2 separate regions of the Homo sapiens genome follow, and region 1 is linked to region 2. Evidence: chromatin loops called from intact Hi-C (ENCODE). Cell type or tissue: mammary epithelial cell. All regions are shown on one strand.

Evidence for each region. Hi-C counts contacts between places; a loop is a spot of excess contacts. Peaks named below come from ENCODE experiments on the same cell type or tissue, not always from the same donor. Only the 100,000 strongest peaks of a DNase experiment are listed, where the experiment ranks them.
Region 1: it touches region 2 in a loop (12-fold over the local background); 17 of 110 quality-filtered maps call a loop at or near these places.

What each region holds. Positions count from the first base shown.
Region 1 is chr9:76,449,197-76,453,196 of GRCh38, forward strand. It overlaps a transcript of GCNT1 not described here. Among named protein-coding and RNA genes, the nearest start is that of GCNT1, 8.0 kb to the right of the region's middle. In mammary epithelial cell, no CTCF peak of the experiment used is centred here; a DNase peak (open chromatin) is centred at 2,255.
Region 2 is chr9:77,160,408-77,164,407 of GRCh38, forward strand. No RefSeq gene overlaps it. Among named protein-coding and RNA genes, the nearest start is that of VPS13A, 15 kb to the right of the region's middle. In mammary epithelial cell, a CTCF peak has its summit at 1,754; a DNase peak (open chromatin) is centred at 3,694.

The sequences.
Region 1 (4,000 bases), 710 kb before region 2:
GTAGTGTGTACCTGTAGTCCTAGCTACTTGGTTCAAGATGACAGTGAGGTATGATCACACTACCACACTCCAGCCTGGGCAACAACAAACAAGACCCTGTCTCTATAAAAAACAACAAAAAAAAAAACAAGCAAATAAAATGATAATAGTAAAAGTAAAAAAGAATGTGCCACCTCAAAACATGCCATATTGGCATAAGGATTATTTTGAGCTAAAGGCAACTGAGAAACAGCAGACACAAGCAAAACTCTTTGCCCTCTCTCTTTCTACCTACAAACGTTTGCCTAATTTCCCTTTGCAAAGGTGATGCCCTCTCCCATACCAGAATAAGGTGAACAATTCATCTGCATAACACACCTCACTAAACAAGCCTTAATTACCATGCCTTTCCCAGTTACCTTCCCACAATTTACCCACACCAGAGAAGCGCAGCCTCTCCCCATTTCCCTTGTCTAGTAGCTTCCCACACTTTATCATCCTCTGTTAAAATGCTGTATAAGCTCCTGGGTCTAAGCACCTCTTTGGGATTTTCACTTTTTTTCTGTGAAGCTTACATATGCAAACAAAATAAACCTTTTCGTTTTTGTTTGTTTTGTTTTGTTTTTGAGACAGAGTCTCACCCTGTCACCCAGGCTGGAGTGCAATGGTGTGATCTCGGCTCACTGCAACCTCTGCCTCCTGGGCTCAAGTGATTCTCATGCCTCAGCCTCCCAAGTAGCTAGAATTACAGACGCCCAGCTAATTTTTTGTATTTTTTGTAGAGACAGGTTTTCGCCGTTTTGGCCAGGCTGGTCTCAAACTCCTGACCTCAAGTGATCCACCAGCCTCAGCCTCCCAAAGTGCTGGGATTACAGGTGTGAGCCACTGCGCCCGGCCCTATTCGCCTCTTTTTATAAATTATATGTAACTGATGGTGTGTAAATTCTGTCCTGTCTGGCAATAATTTAATTGGTTCCCGCCATCCCCACCCTATGAAAATACCAGTTTTGTTTCCATTTGCAATTCATCTTAACATTCCTTTACTCCAGATAAATCTGTGCTTTTTGACTTTTCCTTTGAAATGTTTATAACGTACATCTGATTCCCTTATAGCATATGCGTAAATTCCTTAACAGATGTGCACTTTTATATTTGTATGAGTCATGATTTTATCTTTCTCTGAAAATTATTTTTTAACAACCCTTACATTGTTTACAGTGTTTCGATTCTGAAATCTTTGTGTATTTGTAAAATTTCCTACATAGGATAAATTCCTAGATGAATAGTTGTCCATAAGTATCCATGTTGTCCAAATGCCTTCTAGAAAGTTTGTAGAAATCTCTACAACAGAGAGCAGCACAGGAGTCTGTATTCCTACACCTTCATCTATATTATGTTTATCAATCTTTTTCAACTTTGCCAATCTGATAGGTAAAAAGTGATTTGTAGTTTTAATTTGCTTTTCTTCAATTCCTATTGAAATTGAGCATCTTTTTATGTGGATTTCTTCTTTAGTGAAGTATCTTATCATGCCCTTTGCCCATTTTTCACCTGGTGCATATTTTTACGTAAACACCCCTTTATTTGAAAAATTAATTTTTGCTTACATACTATTGCATATATTTTCTAGTTTGTTGACTTTTAACTTTGTTTATGATATATTTTGTTATGCATACATTTAACACTTTAATGTATTAACTATATCAAACTATTTTGTGTGTGATTTTAGCTTTGTTGCCATTCTGAGAAATGCTGCCTGCTCTTAAAAGGGATCAACCTGTTTCTTTTTAAAAACATTAAAGAACTTACATGTATGGGTTTTAGAAACATATTTCAGGCTTTACTCTACCTGGAATTTGCATGCTTAGGAGCCACACTTTCTTTTTTTCCTGGACAGTACATTTATGATTGAATTTGCTTTCTCCATGCTTTGAAAGTAGTACCTTACTCTTTTATGTCTTCCTCATGTTCTTTTCAATGTAATTTGATTAAATTTCTAAAACAATTCAAAACTAATTTTGTAGCATTTGTCAAAATAAATCTGGATTTAGGCAAGGGGAGACTTTATTCAAAAGGATTATTGCAAGAAGAGGATGGGTGGCTATCATAAAAGGATGAGGAGAGCTCTTTAGCCAGTGCTATTTTTCAGAAAAACAAGGCTCTGGCAAAGATCAACACTGTTGACCTCCCTTTTGTTAATGATAAAAGAATATTATTCACCACTGAGCAATTCAGATGCAATCCTAAGCCTCCTACATGGGGTGAGTCAGGGACTAAGAAACGGTCTCCTGGGGACTCTGGTTGGTGTTGTTCCCACAAAACCAGCTGAAGCATCTGTTGAAAGGTGGTGGCAAAAATCAGTTGTTTAAGGGTCAGGTATCTTAAAATGAGGAATGCCTACCATTAAAAAGATAAATGTTAATTAAAAGTTTTAATATAAAAGGCCAAAGAAATATTAATCTTGGCATCTACAAGCCAAGGAGAGAGGCCTCAGAAAAAGCCCAACTCTGCTGACACTCAATTTTGGACTTCCAGCCTCCAGAATTGTGAGAAAACAAAATTCTGTTGTTTAAAGTACCAGTCTATGGTACTTTGTTGACAGACCTAGCAAAGTAATATACCTACAGAGAAAACTATGAAGTAGATAATTAGCTGTCTGTCATATACCAGCATATTGTAGCAGACTAGTCAAGCTTAAGGTTATATATCTTGTGACTTTTTTATAGCCATACACTTCCTTATAGTACAACTTTTCTTTTCTTTTCTTTCTTTCTTTTTTTTTTTTTTTTTTGTTGTTGTTGTTGTTGTTTTGAGATGGAGTCTCTCTCTGTCGCCCAGGCTGGAGTGCAATGGTGTGATCTCGGCTTACTGCAACCTCCACCTCCTGGCTTCAAGTGATTCTCCTGCCTCAGCCTCCCGAGTAACTGGGATTACAGGCCCCTGCCACCACATCCAGCTAATTTTTGTATTTTTAGTACAGATGGGGTTTCACCATGTTGGTCAGGTTGATCTCAAACTCCTGACCTCAGGTGATCCACCCACCTTGGCCTCCCAAAGTGCTGGGATTACAGGTGTGAACCACTGCACCTGGCCTGTACAACTTTTCAGTGTGGCAAGAATGAACACATCATTAGCAGACCAAAATATATTTAGCCTCTCTGTACTAAAAAAAATTTACATAAGCTTTAAATTATGCTCCACTAGTCTATCTTACTTAGAAATGATCTAGGTACTTATATTAGACCATTCTTGTATCGCTATAAAGAACTACCTGAGACTGGGTAATTTATAAAGAAAAGAGGTTTAATTGGCTCACAGTTCTGTACGCTGCACAGAAAGCATGGCTTGGGAGGCCTCAGGAAACTTACAATCATGATGCAAGTTGAAGGGGAAGCAGGTACATCTTACACGGCTGGAGCAGGGGGAGGAGAGGCAGGGAGGAGGTGCCACATACTTTTAAACAACCAGATCTCATGAGAACTCCATGACAAGACAGCACCAAAGGGATGGTGCTAAACCATTAGAAACCGCCTCCAGGATTCAATCACACTCCATCAGGCCCCACTTCCACAACTGGGGACTACAATTCGATATGAGATTTGGGCAGGGACACTGATCGAAACCATATCACCCCCGAAGTGGGAAGGGCTCCCTACCCAGCTAGTTTCCCCTTCAGCCAGACCAGCTGTACCCTACTTAATCTTCAATCTAAGGAGCTTTACCTACCTGCCAGCCCACAGAACTATTTGAACAAGCCAATTACATCCTCCCGTGGAATAAAAGGTTACCTCACTCTTGTGCCATTACTACAAAGCCTGCCTCACACAGCCCCTGCTGCTTCAGTCTGCTTTCAAATGCAATTCCCATGTGGCTCTGCCTGGCATGCAATAACCTCCTCACCCCTTAGGCTGTGAGTATGTAACTGAAAAAACTGTAGCCAATCTCATCTGCCCAGTATTGGGTGTCATCTGTTCAGCCATCTCCTGTTTAGCACAGGAGATCCCTGCTTCACCAGTGCTGT
Region 2 (4,000 bases):
GATATATGTTAACCAAGACTAAAAGAAGTCAATAAAACTTTTTTTCTTAATTGCAACACTTCAGCTATTCTGTTCCAAGTCATCTTTCCTCATTTTGCCATAACAATCCACAGTTCATTACTTTAGGTTGACCCATGTGAAACTGATGATAATCAACTATTTTAGACTAGGACACTCAGCAATATCATATGGCTTAACCTAAAAATGTCAAGGAAGATGGGAGATGTGAACTTGTCAATGCATCTAACACCTCCAGGGGTATCATCTAATTTTCTTGTAAGCTTTTGACACCTTCTCCTTAGAACTATAAAATTGCCACATAACTCAGTTTTCCTTGGCATCTTTGCAACAAAAATATCCCTAGGGTTTCCTCCTACATGCAAAATAGCAGTAAATTACCATGATTACAAAGGTAAAGGTAAAATATCCTGAAACAAAGAGAAATGCAGATTATCATTTGGTGGACGTGTTTTGCTAGGGAAATAGGTGATGTCAGAGGGCTGCCTTCTGTTTCTATTCTAAAGAACAAAGGTGAGAAAAAATAAGAATTAATGTTGTGACATTAAGGACATTGTAAAAAAAATGCAAAACATGTCTGCATATGTAGGTGTGTATATATATTTCAATTTTCTATTTTATTAGTTGTGGCAATTATAATTTGGTTTACAACAAACTTTACTAGCAAAGAAAAGGAAGGAAGGAAAAAGGAAGAAAACTAGGAAGAGGAAGAAAAAGGGGGGCGATGACAAGGAGAAAAAGAAGAAAAAGAAACAAGATCTCCTTATTTAAAAAGAATTAATCCTCTACTTGTGTTTAATGGAGCAAAGCAGCTGCTATGACACCTTGAAAGAAAACTGTCAACAATTCCACTGATCTCCTTGAAGTGACCAAGTCATGGTGGCAAAGTCAAGCATGGCTCACTCATGAATCTCAGACATTTCTGTCACCAGAGTCTACACCCTGCAGACAGTGGCAGGCAAACAAGGGGCAGGAGATAGGCTCAGTGCCAGAGACGTCAGCATTGTTGAGGAGCAAGCTTGACCATCCAGGATCATGTTGGGTTACAGAGGTACAGAAGTGTTGGGATATAGAGATTTAACAAGAGTGGGTTCAAAAGAGACGACTGTCAGCCAGGCATGGTGGTTCACACCTGTAATTCCAGCACTTTGGGAGGCCGAGGCAGGCAGATCACTTGAGGCCAGGAGTTTGAGACCAGCCTGGCCAACATCATGAAACCCCATCTCTACTAAAAATACAAAAATTGGCTGGATGTGGTGGCGCATGCCTGTAATTCCAGCTACTTGGGAGACTGCAGCAGGAGTATTGCTTGAGCCGGGGAGGCAGAGGTTGCAGTGAGCCGAGATCATGCCACTGCACTCTAGCCTGGGCAACAGAGAGAGACTCTGTCTCAAAAAAAAAAAAAAAAAAAAAAAAAAAAGAGAGAGAGAAAGACTACTGTCATTGTCATTATACTTTGAGTTATATTCATACTCCAGGAAGGAGAAAAATGAAGATTCATGGATTAAATGTGGAAATCTACTAGGAAAACCAGAAACCTCCTGTCTGACTGCTTTTATTTCATTTCGTGGTTTTCTGAAATATTTTTAACATTTTGAAAACTAAATCTTGACCATAAATATTTTATTTTATGTACAAATAATCTACAATAAAGATATGATTATCAGGTTTGAAATTGTAGTAAACTACTTTAAAAGGAGAAGATTTAGAAAGATGGAAGCATAGCACACTCTCCTGGCTCATGTGTGTATCAAAACAATATGAATAAGCTCCACTCACTTGTTTCTTCATGTACAACTTGCAAGATTTCTCCACTTTTTTCTGTCTCCTCCCATCTCCCTCTCTCCCTCCCTCTTAGTTTTAAAGGGTGTTTTTTTCTGAATACAAAAGGAATACATACCCAGTGAAATAAATTCAGTGATCATCAAAACATAAAAGAAACTCAGAACTTATCCCTGATTTCACCACCTGAAGACAATACTATTACATCCTAGTGTAAGTTCTTCCAGACTATTTTCTATGCAAATGCCCACCAAGTTGAACAAATATCTGGAACTCTCAGCACATAGCAAGGACTCAAAAAAAGTTGGCTGTTGGCTGGATGTATTGGCTTACTCCTGTAATCCCAGCACTTCGGGAGGCCAAGGGAGACAGATCACTTGAGGTCAGGAGTTTGAGATCAGCCTGGCCGACATGGTGAAACCCTGTCTCTACTAAAAATACAAAAGATAGTTGTGCATGGTGGCACATGCCTGTAGCCCAGCTACTTAGGAGGCTGAGGAACGAGAATCACTTGAACCCAGGAGGCAGAGGTTGCAGTGAGCCGAGATCACACCATTGCACTCCAGCCTGGGGAACAGAGCTAAATTCCGTCTCGAAAAAAAAAAAAAAAATTGGCTGTTAACACTCTTTTATTTTTAACCAACCTTTTGAACTTAAGATATTCTAAATACATTTTCTTTCAAAATGTATATGATCATTTGAATGAATGCAATTTGCATAATAATTCCTCTATTAATGGATAATGAGCTTTATTTTCTACTTTTCTTTATTATACACTATGCAGTAAACATCCTCATTCCTACAGATTTGCACATATGTCCATTTTTCCTAAAAATAAGGCAGACTTGTGTATAAACTATTCCAGTAGTTTGATCTCTGGCTTATTGCTAAAACTTTCTGTGCATTAGTTTCCTCAATTGTAACAGTTGGTAATAATATCTGCTTGCAAAGTTGTTGTAAGGATTAAATACTTATGTCTATAAAGTGGCACTACAGAGCCTGGCTCAGAAGTAGAATTCAATAAATGATTATTTTTCTTTAAAATAATTTACTAAAAATAGACTACTTGGCTCAAGGTTAAGCACAATCCAAAAGCTATTTACAAATACTGTCGAATGGACATCCAGAAAAATTATACCAATTTCTTCTGCTATCAGTAGGGTTGGAAGTTTCCCATTTACCATTTCCTTCAGAACTCTGGGTGCTACCAATTTTTTAAATCTTTGTCAATTTTATAGGTGAGAAGCACTTTCTTGTTTTTTATTTGGATATATTTTATTAGCTGGAAACGACATATTCTTATACATTTATTAGGTATTTATTTCTCTCACGAATTGTCTATTCAAATCAATTGCACATCTTTCTGCTGAGTTCTTTTAAAAATTTGAAAGAGTAAACTTTAAGGGTATCCTGTATTTTAATAACATCACAACTTTGAAATCTTGTTTTCAGGCCCGGAGCTGTGGCTCATGCCTGTAATCCCAGCACTTTGGGAAGCTGAGGTAGGCAGATCATTTGAGGCCAGGAGTTTGAGACCAGCCTGGCCAACATGGCGAAACGCCGTCTCTACTAAAAATACAAAAATTAGCCAGGCATGGTGGCATGGGCCTGTAATCCCAGCTACTGAGAGAGACTAAATATCCAATTTTAAGAATTGTTGTCCCCTAATTCAAGTTAAGTAAAATGTATTCCCTTGTTTTACATAATTATTAGATTTTAAGCCAGGGCTTCTCGACCTCAATCTATTAACATTTGGAGCTGGTTAATTATTTGTTGTAGGAGGATTTCCTGTGCATTGTGGAATGTTTAACAGCATGTCTGGCCTCCGTCGAATGTCTGAAGACATTGGCAAATGTCCCATGAGGAGCAAAATCACTCCTAGTTGAGCAACACTTCTCTAAGCTAATCATCGTTGGGTGGTGCCTTAGTTCATTTCATGCTGCAATAACAGAATACCACAGACTGGGTAATTTATAATGAACACAAATTTATTGGCTCACAGTTTTGAAGGCTGGAAAGTCCAATATCAAGGTACTAGCATCTGGTGAGGGTCTGCTTCTTGTGTCAACTTATGGTGGAAGGTGAGAGGGCATATGAGAGAGAGAGAGCCCAACTGAAAGACTTTTTATTAAAGCATTAAACCTACTCATGAAGGTGGAGCCTTCATGGCCTAATAACCTCTTAAAGGCAGCCCCACCTC